Regions from separate parts of the Homo sapiens genome. Here regions 1 and 3 are each linked to region 2. Evidence: chromatin loops called from intact Hi-C (ENCODE). Cell type or tissue: heart right ventricle. All regions are shown on one strand.

Region 1 (5,000 bases), 77 kb after region 2:
ATTTTTTGTACCTCTGCTCTGGCAGGCCACAAGTAAGTTTTCAAAGTGGATATGAACGGATAAAAGGCACAAGGCTTCTGTAAAATAAATATATAAAGTAGCATGGAAAGAACACATTATTGTTCAATAGTCAGGAAGCTTTGGAGCCCAGCCCAGGAAAACACTCTGTAACCTAAGGTGTGCCCTTCCAAGTCTTGGTCTGTTTATAAAGGACTCAGAGATAATTCCAGACATGTGTGATTTCATGTCAATCCGACTTTCCTTAGAGAAAACATGTTTAAACTCAGAAGAATTAAGATTTGGAAAGGACAGGTGACGATTATTTCAATAAACTTTTCAGTACTGCTGCATGCTAAGAAAGCAGATGCCTGCTGGCTGGCCTCTCCACACAAAGGGATTAATGGGTCAATTTCTTTAAGAACTGGCACCATGACATAATTGGCTGTCAATTAGCCAGGCATCAATCAGATGGACTTTTCTCATCTAAGCTTTTGTTCATTATACCTTAGGCCATATCAAAAATATGGCTGAGAACATTCTCCGATGCCCCAGTTTCTCTCACCAAAGCATTAGGAATAGAAAAGCATGTGTGTCGTTATGTTGATAATGTCAGTGTCATCATGGTCTGTTCCTTATGATAAGGGTTAAAACTCTGTAGATAGTGTTGTGATGAGATAAATGACCTAAAATTACTTATGCTCTAAGCTCACCTAGTTCAAAGCATTTCATAAATACCTGTCACATTTTTCTGGCATATCTCATTCCTTGGATAATAAAAAAAGAAACAAAAGGATAAACCTTGTAGAACATCAGAGGCTGAGGGCAGAACAAGACCAACAAGATGTAAGTTCTGCCTGCTCCGCTCCAGATACAATTTCATGTTTATTCCGTATCACAGGGAAGAAAGGCAAACAATTGAAAATTAAAATAACACTATCATTAAGTAAACTGTTCTAGGACTCTGGCCCAGTGTGTTCCTTCAGAATTAATTTATTCCACTGCCTTGAGCCACCCCCATCATCCTATTCTAAGTGACTACAGGGAGAAGGCACAGGCCCCAGACCCAGGGAGCAAGGCTACTGTGCTGCAGCCACCTCGGTCACCCACAAGAAGACACCTGAGGCTCTGACACCTCTCCTCTGGCCACATCCAAGGCCCTCCTCACCATCCCCACCCCAGTTAGGGTTGCCAGATAAAATACAGGATGCCCAGTTAGATCTGAATTTCAGATAATTAACAATCTTTTAGTATAAGTATGTCTCAAATATTGCATGGGACATATGTATAGCAAAAAAAAAGTAGTTATTTATATGAAATTCACATTTAACTGGGTGTCTTGTATTTTTATTTGCTACATCTGGCAACTCTACCCCCTAATTCTTTCAATACTCCTCCAAACTATTCTATAATACAAGGAGAAAAATTAATTCTGGCACAAAAACAACTGGGAGGTGAGGAAGAATCAACAAGCTAATTTCAAAAGAAGTTTGGCCGGGCATGGTGGCTCACGCCTATAATGCCAACATTTTAGAAGGCCAAGGCAGGAGGATTGCTTGAGGCCAGGAGTTCAAGACCAGCCTGGGCAACATAGTGAGACCCCATCTCTACAAAAAAATTAAAAATTAGCCAGCTATGGTGGCACGAGCCTATAGTCTCAGCTACTCAGGAGGCTGAGGTGGGAGGATCGCTTGAGCCCAGGAGATTGAGGCTGCAGTAAGCCAAGATCAGTCCCCTGCACTCCAAAGCGAGACCCTCATCTCATAGTACTCTGAATAGTAAAGTATCCAATTAGAAAAGTGAAGGTAAATTTAAAATTGTTTTTAAACAGCATGTTTAAAACTACCAATGCTTAAAATGGTTTCTAATACTATTGACTCGGTTACCTAGGGTAGCAGGAGTCTTGAAATTTATTGGTGCATTCAGTGTTAGCTCCCCCTGTTGTCCACTTAATTACTGGCTTTAGTGACACATAGGAATCCTCCCTAGATTCTTTTCTGTTGTACACAGAACACCTCAGCGACACTAGCTTTGCAAACAACCCATTTGGGTTATGTAAGGAGGGCGGCTGACAGAAAGAGAATGGGGCTGACAGAAAGAGAATGGGGCTGACAGAGATTTCAGGGAAGACTTGAGTCAGGGTCAGGAGGAGGAAACTGGATGGCTTCCCAGCACCTCAGATCCACAGTGTGGCTCTGCTCTCCCCAGGGATCAGACACACCCATGCTCAGAAAACAGGGCCACACCAAGAAGAAATAAATTAGAGGCTCTCCGTGTCTCTGCTCCGTGCATAAAATGAAGAAGAATTAGCTTTCTCCTCCCTAGATCATAGAAAGCACAAGAGGCACAAAATTATTTACAGGATGAAGTCACAGGATACAGATATCTTATTATAAAGATACAGCCATTTATCTGACAAGAAATGAGTTATTTAATTATTTACATGTATGTATGTATGTATGTATGTATGCATGCATGTATGTATGCATGTATGTATTTGTTGACCGGGTCTTGCTCTGTTGCCCAGGCTGGAGCACAGTGGCACAATCATGGTTCACTGCAGCACTGACCTCCGGGGCTCAATCCATCCTCCCACCTCAGCCTCTTCAGTAGCTGGGGCTACAGGCACCACCGCAGTCAGCTAATTTGTGTATTTTTTATAGAGATGGAGTTTTACCATGTTGCCCAATCTAGTCTCAAAGTCCTGGGCTCAAGTGTTCCACCCAACTCGGCCTCCCAAAGTGTAGGGATTACAGACATGAGCCTGTACCCAGCCTCCATTTTATTTTAAATCATCAATGCCCTTCAATTAGGAAATAATAATAATGTTGAGCACTTTCTGGGTACTAGCCATTGTGCTAAGAGCTTTGCATAAATTTATCTCAGTCAAGCCTCACCACGTCCCTATGAGTTTTTTTAAATCCCCAATTTAATTTCATAGTTAGGCTAAATCTGCAAGAAGTTAAATAGCTTTTTCTAGACTACAGACACAGTAAACAGCAGGGGGCTGATTTAGATCCACTGCAGACTGACCCAAAAGCCATGTTCTTCACCCTGAATGGATTACCTGTCCCCAATTAAGCACGTGTTCTGGGTGGTAATCATGACACAGGAAGCAGAGGCATAAACTATTCCAGGAAACTCACTTAAATTTCTCTGGTCTTCAGTTACACAACGAAGCTACATCATCTTCAAAGATCCTTCTAATGTCCAAAAATTCAAGCTTTATTCTAGCGGAACCAAAAATTCCTCAGGGTCAGCTATACATAGTTGCATTAATCTACTTGACACCTTTGAGGCTTAGAGAAGTTAAGTGGTTTCCTCAAGGTTACCAAGCTAGAATGGAAAGAGATGAGATTCAAATTCTGATCTTTCAAATCCATGTCCTGGAAGTCACCTTTAAACCATAGCTGGATCTATGATCTTTAATTTATATGACAACGTTGCAAGTCAGTAGACATAAAAACATTCAGGTTACAAATCCAACTACTGAACACAGGCTATTAATTCTTAGGTTTATTAAACAAGCTCTTTTCTCCTAATAAAGAGAAAGCAGCTACAAAGTCCAACTCAGTCACTGGATATCAAGAGTTAGGCAGCGGCGTGGGTACTATGATACAAGCCCAGCCTATATTCCTAACACCCCAGGCATTGCGACTCCATAACCCCCTACGAAAAACAGCCTGGTCCTACGTGATCATGACTGGGTAAAAAGAAACCCAACAGAGCAGGGCTTGGAAGGTGATTGGGCAGCAGGCCACTTAAACATTGCTATGGAAATATAATTAGTCTTATTAACCTAATTCATTTAGGGTTTTGTGATACTTCAGAGGGAGCTGAGCCCCACCTGGATTTAAAAGAATTTGATGAAAAAATTCAGATTACAAGAGGACATTGAACTAACCTCAAGGGACCAGTCACTCAACCTTTAAAATCACCTATGTACCTATGATCTATGAAATAATGACTAGTCATTCTCCTCTATTCATTAAGACAACTTTTTAAAAAACTTATAATCTTATCTTTCCTTCATTTAAAGAACTTTTTCCTGCAATTTGCCTCAAACATAAGTTTTTACACACAACAGTCTCTACCCTCTAAGCAAGTTACCCCTCAGGTCATTCCACACAGTCTGCACATCTCTTTCTATACATGCTTTGCTGTTTTCTGTAGGGAGGAGAAGAGGGACAGTGAAGAGAGGACCAGAGCCAAGGCTGATGCATATTCTCCACACAAGGAATCATGCTGCGGGCTCTGAGGAATAAAAAGAAAAACAAAACCGGCCCTGCCCTCAAAGCATCCATGAGGTAGGTGATGTTGTGCTAGTCTAAGTGACAATGGAGACCAATGGGCCTGAGCCCTTTAACGGATAGGGTGGGTTGGCTTGTGATTCCCATACTGCTGAGTTCCCCAAAGTATAGATCTGATTCTATGGAACATTCAACCTGCTCAGCAAGCCCCATTTCCCAAGGAGCAGCTGCCTGTAAAGGTGAAACTGAGTAACTGAATACACAACCAGAGCTAACATGACTTTGACAATCAAATTGCTTTAAAGCGCTAACAGAATCATAGCAATAGGCCATCAGTCATGAGCAGAAAAGCTGACTGTTGCTAAAGAGCATGAACGACAAAGTTCTGTGACACCAGTGCTCAGTATTTGTTAAACTGCATGATGAAATAATGTGAGTCATAAAATCAATTCAATGAACAGTATTTTATGTAAATTAAATGGAAACACATATCCTTAGCAGTAACTGTAAACATCTGCAACTTGCAACAAATACTTCAGGTTCTGTGTGTGTGTGTGTGTGTGTGTGTGTGTGTGTGTGTAAATCTGGTCAGGATGTAAAAAAACTGTAAAACATATTTCTTACTGGGTGTCTTAATTTTAAAAGTTTGAAAAACACTGTCTTAGGCTCAGCAGTAAATTCAGTTTTGAATAACTGCAGCCAAAGGGAACAGCAATTAGGACCATGACCCAAGGAAAGGCAAACAAAAGTGAA
Region 2 (5,000 bases):
CACACACACACACACACACACACACACACAAAGATCGACCCTCTTCACAAAAGTAAACCCCCCAAAACATAAAATAATGCAAGTCTCCCATTTTCTTCATTTTCCCTCTTTCTTTTTTACCTTGTGGTAAAACTTTAAGGTAATTTCTTCTGACATTCAGTTCTCGTAGAGATTTCAACTGACCTATCTGCTGGGGCAACGCTGTGATCTCGTTGCAGCTGACATCCTGTATCAAAAGCAGAGAGAGAAATAATAAACATCTTTTTCCAGGAAATCAAGCATTTCATGTGAAATCTCCTTAAGGAATTTAAATATTTGGACAACTACACAGGTACACTTTTATATTCATCTCCAGGTCCCTAGCATTAAGACTCAGCACAGAGAAGAGAAAGCTGAACATTTTAAACTCCCTCACAGGAGAGAAAAATGGAGAAAGGGTGGACATTAGTAGCATTCGCCAGCTGCTTCACCAGCCTCTGGCCTGCCACTTTGACATGCTTCGATTTTACTGAATTCTCACCACAAACCCATTGGGCAATATTGCTAGCCTAATATTTACAAATCAAAAAGTGGGGCTCAGAAAAGTTTAGCCAGTCGCCCAAAGCATGCAAGTGCCAGAGTTAACACTAGAAATGAATTACCAGCTCACCGTTTAGCCACTATCCCATCGTGCCTCTAAACAAGACTACAATGCATCTTATTTTACCAAACTCTCACATTTTGCAGTGAAGAACTAGAATATTAATGCAATGTTTGGATGCACTATTTATTTAAAATGGAGTTCTTCACCACAGGCTAGAAATCTTACAGCTGACCACCTTGCCATACACTTCACAAGCAATTCTTGTCTTCTTTGCTTTAGGAAGCAAATACTCAATTAAGCCTTGATTGGAATCCCCTCTTGACACATGAGAAATGGAGGCCTTGACATTTATAATCTTCTATATCCTTAGGATCTCCCTGAATCCCACTCTTCCTCTTGGCTCTGGGAGCCGTGCTGGGCTCTTCACTCCCCCACACACCCCCAGCTACTCCTGCAGTGTAGACCAGTGCTCTCTCTTAGCTGGGTGCTATCATGATCTCCTGACTGGTTTCCATACATCAGTCTCCGCCTTGGATGCATCCTTCACAGAGCGGCCAGAGTGCAAATGCCATCATGCTGTTCACCAGCTTAAACACTTGCAGAGGCTCCTCAACAACTATAAAGTCCAAACTGGGCAGTAAGGCCAGTATCTATGATGAGGTCTGTCCATTTCTCCAGCACTTTTTCTCTGAATGTCCCTCCTCACAACCTACACTCCAGCCATGTTACTGCTTCTGGCAGTTTTCAGTATTTCATAATTCCCAAACTTGTTCATGCTCCTTCCCTGCCTGATATGCCAGTCCCCAATATTGTCCTCTTGTCCCACTGACTCATTTTTAAAGACTTAATTCAAGCCTCAACCTCTTTCGTGAAATCTTTCACGAGGCTTCCCCCACCTCTCCCACTCTGATCTAATGCCCAGGGAGACTGACCACTTCTTCTTGTGTGGTCCTTTAGATAGCATGTCACTGTAAGTCATTTGCTCATGGGTTTACATTCCCCTTTAAACCTATGAGCTCCTGGGTGGGAGGGACCATGTCTTATTCATTCCATCCTCCCACTGCCAGGTGGAGTGCCAAGTATAAAGTAAGGGATCAATAAATGTTGGATCAAACTTCTAAAATCCACTTACAGTGACACTCCATAATACTGTGGCTCCTTCTGTCTCCAGGACCCTAGGACCCAGGATGCTCCAACATACATACCAAATCCCATGCAGGTCCCACTTGGCATCACAGAACTAAAGATACAAATGATTCCAGTGAGATCAAGGCCTTAAATATCCCGCTTTACTTTTGAACCTGGAAAAGCTCTCCCCTTTCACCATAGAAGGCAGCAGAGCCTCGTTTCAGAAATCTGTTTCACTTTCATTCAAATAAGATGAACTCATCATCGACCAATCCAGTGAACACCCCCAGGCTCCACATTTAGACCAGGCTGTACACAACACAGTTGATCCCTGCCCTCTAACCTGGTCTCATCTAAAAGGCTTCAGGTGATCTATCAACCTGTCCTCACCAGGACAGTGCTCAATGGATACCACCCGATGAAGAGGAACAGTATCACTCTTGCTAAAAAGGAATGAAGTTGTCCTCTATAAAGGCTGAGTGTGCACAGTGCAGATACCTCCCCAAGCTTCTCTGTACAGCTGTCTGATGGGGGAGGTGGGGTGGCACGGGCTGAGAGCACCGGGTGTTCAGCAGCATCACCCCCAACTGCGGTTGCTCTATCCCTCCTGGCCCAGAAAAGTCACACACAAGTTTGAGAAAAACACTTCCAGTGTTTAAAACAAAAACAGAAACAAACTCCACAAGCACATCTGCAGAGACAAAAACGTCAAAGGAAGTAATTACAGAATTAGGAGGTCCAGAGATCGTGTTCAGTCACTCTCAGCCCCTCGCTGAGTCAGTAAATTGCCCTGCCTTTCCGAATGTATTTCCACATGGGAGAAGAGAACAGTGAAATGCCATCTTTTCCCAATTACGGGGGCCTTTGCTCAGTCACAAGAGCCAACAATCAAATGCTTTCAATGAAAGCTTTCTTTGCCTTAACTAAGTTACAAATAAGCAAAAGGTGCCATTCCATCCTATTTTAAAAGAGTCCTCACACAAATACCACACAGGTGAGTCCTAGAAATGCAGGAAATCAAATCCTTCTATGGAACTCATGACCAGATACAGTCACTTGGGTGATGTTGTTGGCAGGAGAAATGGGCGTGCTCGTGGGGAAGAATTAGAAGGAATTATTTGCCATCTCTAGAGAAAATGGACGTTATTGGCATCTAAAACAAGTTTTTTCAGTCTTGTGAGTGACAGCACGAGAAAGATCCTTATATAAATTATGGAAATCACAGATTTTCAATATGAAACTGACAATTTCCAGAAGCTTCAAAGACATAATTTTTTAAAAATCTTTCTCTGAATAAATAAGGAAGGAGGAGAGGAAAGCAAAAAGATAACAGATACATTTAGGTAGCACGTTATTCACAGCATGAGATGAAACTAAGCCTTATTCCATTTTTTAGTGTGAACTATACTCACCTTGCTCTTTGCTGGTCATGGTTGAGTTAGCTAGGAAATCAAAATATGCTGTTTCTCTAATCATAAGGTGATTTTTTTCCATCGTATGTTTCTAACATAATAGCCTTATTAAAAAATCAACTCCCCCTAGCGATATTTGAAAACTTATTTGGCAGTAGGGAAAATGGTCAATTTACTTTAAAAAACTTCCTGTAACGATAAATACAAGTTTTTTTCCTTCTGATTTAGAGGACAGGATATCTGTAGACAATTCAAAACACAAAGTCCAATTGTCCATTCACATTTTGGAGGGTATATGGTGAAGGTCAAATTATTTTAATAGTACTCTGCACTGTTGTCAATTACTTCCTGTCCTGACAAATAATGGGGGGAAAACGCCCAAGCAGATTTAGCACATAAGATAACATTTCACTACTGTGTAATCAATATTGTAGAAATAGTGCAAAACTCTATTCCCACAAGGCATTGAAACTTGCCACGTTTTAAAAAGGTTATAAATTCATCACAAAAATAAAACCCCATGGGTCACTATCTGAATTAGCTGGGGGTTAAGGAGAAAGAAACAGGAGATAATAGTCTAGGTGTTTGGGGATAAAATACTCCTGTTTTGAAAATGTAAAAGCAATATTTCTAGAATGGCCTTGTTCTCTAGAACACTTTTGTTCAAATTCAGCCTAAGATAAGGTATGAATTTTACAGACTGATTTAAAGAAGATACGATTTAGGAAAATGAATGTAAATAAAAACAACACTAATGCCTCAACTTCGGCAATTAGTAAGAATTTATCAGCTTATAAATTCCATATTCAGTTATTTATTAAAATAGTCAAATGAATCCCTTCTGAATTTTCTATTAGCCCTAAGCTATGTCTTAGAGAATGATTCCAAACTTCAGTGAAATCATAGCACCCTATAGTTAGTACTATAATACCACAAATACACAGGCAGATCAGAAAGAATCATGAGCATGTTATAAATATTTACTGAATTTATTCTTTTTGATAGAAACGAATCTAATTATAGTAATATAAATACTCAAGTTTAAGTTTTTTATAGACCAGTCAGTCCAACTTTGTCATTTAGATAAAAAACAAAATAGAGAATTTGAACTGTGACTTAACACATACTTACTTTCCACTGGTCATCATGTTTTTAGGTAACCAAAAGAAAAACTTTAGAAATAAGATTCTCTCCTCATCACAATAAAAAGAGTCTCTAGAAGTATTAAAACCATGTTGGAGTTTAATATATTTTTGTTACTAAGTGCTCGTTGCTAACTGACCTTCAGAATGCAAAAATAACAAGGATTTAAATTCGGAGAATAAATTCAGGGATTATTAAACTAGGTTATACTCACTTTCAGAAAGCAATATGGTAAAAGAGACTAGAAGTTTTTTTTGTTTTGTTTTGTTTTGAGACATTGTCTCGCTCTGTCGCCCAGATTGGAGTGCGATGGCGCGATCTTGGCTCACTGCAAACCTCTGCCGCCCAGGTTCAAGCGATTCTCCCGCCTCAGTCTCCCAGGTAGCTGAGATTACAGGTGTGTGCCACCACACATGGCTAACTTTTTTTTTTTTTTTTTTTTTTTGTATTTTTAGTAGAGACGAGGTTTCACCATGTTGGCCAGGCTGGTCTCGAACTCCTGACCTCAGGTGATCCACCCGCTTTGGCCTCCCAAAGTGTTGGAATTACAGGCGTGAGCCACCGTGCCCGGCTGACTAGAAGTATTTTTTTAAGGAATGATGTCTAGTGAAAACCAACATAGGCCGGGCACGATGTTTCATGCCTATATTCCCAGCACTTTGGAAGGCCAAGGTGGGCAGATCGCTTGAGCTCTGGAGTTTTAGACCAGCCTAGAGAACATTAGGAAACCCTGA
Region 3 (5,000 bases), 65 kb after region 2:
AAAACACTGTTGGAAGGGACCACACAGATTTGCCGACATCCTTATTTTACAAAAGGAAAAAGAGAGACTTAGACAAATGAAGTGACTTGCCCACACAGCGAGTTAGTAACTGGTCCAGGATGACAACCAAGTTTTCCTGGCCCCTGATCCAAAGTTGTGTCTAACTCACACTCCTCTGCTCCTCTGCCTGAAATGAAGGGCTGACTCCAGGGCTATTCCCATCCAAAGCATCCAAGTATAAACAACCAAAATCACATCTTCAGACCTGACACAGGCTATCTGACAGTTTTGAGCACTGTGTTATTGTCAGGCCTCTGAGCCCAAGCCAAGCCATCGCATCCCCTGTGACTTGCACGTATACATCCAGATGGCCTGAAGTAACTGAAGATCCACAAAAGAAGTAAAAATAGCCTTAACTGATGACATTCCACCATTGTGATTTGTTCCTGCCCCACCCTAACTGATCAATGTACTTTGTAATCTCCCCCACCCTTAAGAAGGTTCTTTGTAATTCTCCTCACCCTTGAGAATGTACTTTGTGAGATCCACTCCTGCCCGCAAAACATTGCTCTTAACTTCACCGCCTATCCCAAAACCTATAAGAACTAATGATAATCCACCACCCTTTGCTGACTCTCTTTTCGGACTCAGCCCACCAGCACCCAGGTGAAATAAACAGCCATGTTGCTCACACAAAGCCTGTTTGGTGGTCTCTTCACACGAACGCGCATGAAATTTGGTGCCGTCTCTAAAAGGCACATAGAAAAAATGTTTCAGATCAGTTGCCTTCATGCAGAAATAAGAGATTTATTCTGGGGTGTGTTTTACGAATGATTGTTTACTCCTGTTTTTTAATACAACACTATTTAAAGTTCTCTGGGAAGAATTTGGAAGTAAGTGACTCAAGACATTACACTTTCATTTTCAGAAACTCTCTAAATAATAAACATCAGCCTCCACTGCCACTAGGAACTTGTATCTCACCGTGCTGTCAGGCTTATGACCAAAGACTGGGTTGGGGGTGCTGTCAGGTTAAGGGGAGAGGAAAAGTCATCTGTCAGACAAAGGTTCTGTTTAAGCTTATTTTGATAGCAAATAAGTTATTTTTATGGCGCCGTAGCATAAAAGTCTAGTTTACAGGGCTCTGTTTCTGGTTTTTGCCATTTACTTTCAAGTTTTATTTTAGAAGTTGGTCTTGTGCCTGGGGAAACTCATCTGGGAAGAGAAAGTACTGACTTCAGGGCACAGGTCTTGTATTGTTCCAATTCACTAAATAAAGCCATTTTTCTTATCTGCGAAACTTAAACCCGCTCCAGGATATTTTTCTTTTCCCAGTACACAGTTCAGCTGCCAAATGCATTACTGCATCGTAATTCTAAGTCCCATGTTTACATTTCTAAGAAACAATGTTTAATTACTCTAGAAGCAAAATATAAGGGAGCTACTCAAATTGTTAACAAATCGTAACCACAAGAGCTGCCTTGTACAGGGGTACAAACAGAGAGGAAAGGCAGTAAAGGGACAAGGGCCTACACGACATCTGGTGGCTTCTCTTCCCCAACACTCAAAGCATAATGCTTCCTGGGAAATCTTTCCATCAAACTATTCATAATGATAACTCATTTTTAAGACCATCCACACAGACTATCATAGCTGGGCACGTCTGTACATGTCAGAAATATGGGGAGATAATACAACTGAAAAACATCCAATCTTGGGGACAAAAACATTACGAGAACACTTGCGCTGAAAACCCTTTTTAGTCTTGGGAAACAATAAGACAAAAGCAGGTCCCAATGCAGATCCATCATGAATATCTTGATGAAGGAATGGAAGGGAGCTCGAAGCTGGGTTTTAAAAAAGCAAAAATTCCTAGAGTTGCATCTTATGCCACTTAACCATGTGATGAGGTTTGGAGGTTTTTTCCCCCTCCAAATCTCATGTTGAAATGTGACCTCCAATGTTGGAGGTGAGGCCTAGTGGGAGGCGTTTGGGTCACAGGGACGGATCACTCATGAATGGCTTGGTCCTGTCCTTGCCATAGCAAGTGAGTTCCTATTCTGAGTTCACACAAGAGCTGGTTGGTTAAAAGAGCAAGGCCCCTCCTCCCTTGCTCTCTCTTGCTCCCTCTTTCGCCGTGTGTCTTGCCTGCTCCCCCTTAGCCTTCTGCCTTGATTACAAGGTTCCTAGGCCTCACAGGTAGCGGAGCAGATGCTGGTGCCATGCTTGCAGAGCCTGCAGAACCATGAGCCAATAAAACCTCTTTTCTTTATAAATTACCCAGTCTCAGGTATTCCTTTATTGCAACACAGAACAGAGTAACACACCATGAAATGAACGTTTTTAAGAATAAGACTAAATTGTCAGCAGTAATAACTCAGATTCATTATTACCTACCTAATTAATTCATCAGTGAGGACAAAGATCCAGTGATAGCCCTAAAAAAGAATAGCATCTTCCTAATAAAATGTCTAAGGTGGGGTGGCCGTGGAATGAGCTCAAAGTCCCAGCTGCCCAAATGTCAGACAGTAATTCTGAAATGGTTTTCTACATTATAATACAATTCCAACAGGATTTTCTGACTCACTGCCTCTCCTCATGGGACAAAATGTTTTGATACTGCACCGTGATATACAATAGAGTAAGTCCTTCTTACGTCATTATTCATCTCGAATGTCATAATACCTTTCATCTGAGTCTGGCGCTCCCCGGCAGAGGGAGTTAACACAAAAATACATAAGGGAATTGAAACAAGGAGAATACACAGCATTCATTTTCAAATGAAAAACAACAATGTCAACTAGAAAACCTGATTCACGATAAAAGTCTAGGTGTAATTGGGAAACAGTATTTACCACTAGAGATCAGATTTTATTAAAACTTTTTAAAAAAAGTTTCCTTAACTGTGCATGCTTTTCCCTCTAAGAACAGTTTGGGTTTTTTGATCTTTTATGAATCTGACATTTCTTTATTTTCTCCTTATGTGGATTTGTTTGGCAGGTATTTGTGACTTCATGATTTTGTATCCTCTCTAAGTCCTTTTCATATTCTTTCTCCTAATCTTTCTCTAACAATTTCATCTCCCTGGAATAGACAAAAGGCCCCCAGAATTCAGTGATGGCTAACTGTCACACTATACTGCCTCAAAAGGCATAATCGGGAGGGGCAGGGAAAATGGGGAGATATAGATCAAAGCATACAAAGATGCAGTTATCTTGGATGAAAAAATCTAGAGTACCACACAAGTATTGTCGTTAATAATATTGCATTATATATTACAAATTTGCTATGATAGTAGATTTTAGGTACTCTCGCCACAAAAAAAGAAAGGTAACTATGTGAAATGATGGGTGTGTTAATTTAATTGTAGTAATTACTTCACTAGGAATATGTATATCAAATATCATGTTGTATACTTTCAATACATACAATTTAAAACAAAAAAGAAAAAAAAAAGGCCTATTAACGAAGGCAGCTCCAAGAGATTAAAAGCAACCTGGCTCACCTAAGGAAGTGTAGGAAGTGCTGATGAGGCAAAATAACCGGCTAATGTTTTTAATGTCGGAAAGAAGGTGTTTGGATCAGGCCACTTCAAAAGCCCTGGAGTGGAAGATAAGAATTTAGAGGACATTTAGGAACATACCAGACTTAGAGAATAACTTCTGTGGTCACCCTGCTTATGTTGTATATGTTTGAATCGTTACAGCTACAAGCTATCAATGACCCATTTCGAAATGGCTCAAGTCAGGTTCTGCAACACACCAATTAAATCAGAATCTCTGTGAGTAGAGCCCAGGCATCTGGATTCTAAAGCTCCCAGGGTGATTCTAATGCGCAACCAGGCTGAGAAATCACAGCATCAGCCAATCACGCTTTGGGCCTCAGGTCTTAGACCACTTACCAAAACCACATGGGAGGCTGAGTCCTGAGCAAAGCTGAGGGCTTATCATTAAGGAAGGGAGAGGGAGGGAGGGAAGCGTTGATGGCTGATGGGGAAGGAGCAGAGAGTATAAATACAATTTTAGAAAATCTTTTTTTCTTTTTTTTTTTTCAGACGGGGTCTCGCTCTGTCACCAGGCAGGAGTGCAGCCGCAATCTTGGCTCATTGCAACCTCTGACTCCCTGGTTCAAGCAATTCTCCTGCCTCAGCCTCCCGAGCAGCTGGGACTACAGGCACGTGCCACCACGCTCGGCTAATTTTTGTCTTTTTAGTAGAGACAGGGTTTCACCATGTTGGCCAGGATGGTCTCGATCTCCTGACCTCGTGATCCTCCTGCCTTGGCCTCCCAAAGTGCTGGGATTACAGGCGTGAGCCACCACGCCCAGCCCTAGAAATGCATTTTTTTAAAGAAAATTAAAAACCTGGTAATATTTGTTACGGTGATCTGAAATAATAATGTACAAATTACAGGTTTCTGCAGTTTTTCATTTGTTTACAACAAATCATATTATTCATCAATGCATATATATACATATATGCTAAACTGGGAACACATACGATTACTTCATCATTTCATTCTGTGACTTCAATAGGTTAAAATGACTGTCTTTCTTAAATTTCAGTTCCTAATTGGCCAATGTATAAACAATAAAATATGCAGCCTTAAAGATAAGCAAGGAAGATACCTTTGTTACCTTCAAAATGATATTGTAATCTGTTTTTAGAGATCATCTGCTTAGCCAGCAAGACATGCACAAGGAGTTGGAAACTTCCCTTTTTTTCATAATTTTGTTTTGAAAACTCATAAACAAACTCATTCAAAACAAACAGTCCCAGCATGCTAGCTATACGTTTTCCCCAGAAAATACAAAGAAGAAAAGAGAGTGGTCCTTGGAGTGGTCTAACTGACCTCATTCCAAGAGGGGTGCTTCAAAATTGAGACATATGAGCCTATCTCCCCAAAGAGGCAGGAGATTCAACAAAGCTGTGAGCTCTTCTGATGAATTTACATTTGGAGCCCACGACAGAATAGGCAAGGTGGCACAGCATTATGTCATGT

What was found. Hi-C counts contacts between places; a loop is a spot of excess contacts. Peaks named below come from ENCODE experiments on the same cell type or tissue, not always from the same donor. Only the 100,000 strongest peaks of a DNase experiment are listed, where the experiment ranks them.
Region 1: a loop joins it to region 2, with 2.0 times the contacts of the local background. A loop is called at or near these places in 15 of 110 quality-filtered maps.
Region 3: a loop joins it to region 2, with 2.5 times the contacts of the local background. A loop is called at or near these places in 15 of 110 quality-filtered maps.

The regions. Positions count from the first base shown.
Region 1 is chr13:46,600,446-46,605,445 of GRCh38, reverse strand. All of the region lies in intron 1 of LRCH1 (leucine rich repeats and calponin homology domain containing 1), which reads right to left. Among named protein-coding and RNA genes, the nearest start is that of LRCH1, 50 kb to the right of the region's middle. In heart right ventricle, a CTCF peak has its summit at 1,915 (motif pointing left); a DNase peak (open chromatin) is centred at 161; H3K27ac peaks cover 4,541 bases.
Region 2 is chr13:46,676,967-46,681,966 of GRCh38, reverse strand. It overlaps LRCH1 (leucine rich repeats and calponin homology domain containing 1), which reads right to left. Exons shown (of 20, transcript NM_001164211.2): 4 at 121-226. Among named protein-coding and RNA genes, the nearest start is that of ESD, 120 kb to the left of the region's middle. In heart right ventricle, a CTCF peak has its summit at 1,922; DNase peaks (open chromatin) are centred at 2,002 and 2,266; H3K4me3 peaks cover 1,223 bases; H3K27ac peaks cover 2,791 bases.
Region 3 is chr13:46,612,438-46,617,437 of GRCh38, reverse strand. The region is part of intron 1 of LRCH1 (leucine rich repeats and calponin homology domain containing 1); the gene reads right to left. Among named protein-coding and RNA genes, the nearest start is that of LRCH1, 62 kb to the right of the region's middle. In heart right ventricle, CTCF peaks have their summits at 1,582 and 2,694 (motif pointing right); no DNase peak of the experiment used is centred here; H3K4me3 peaks cover 964 bases; H3K27ac peaks cover 3,651 bases.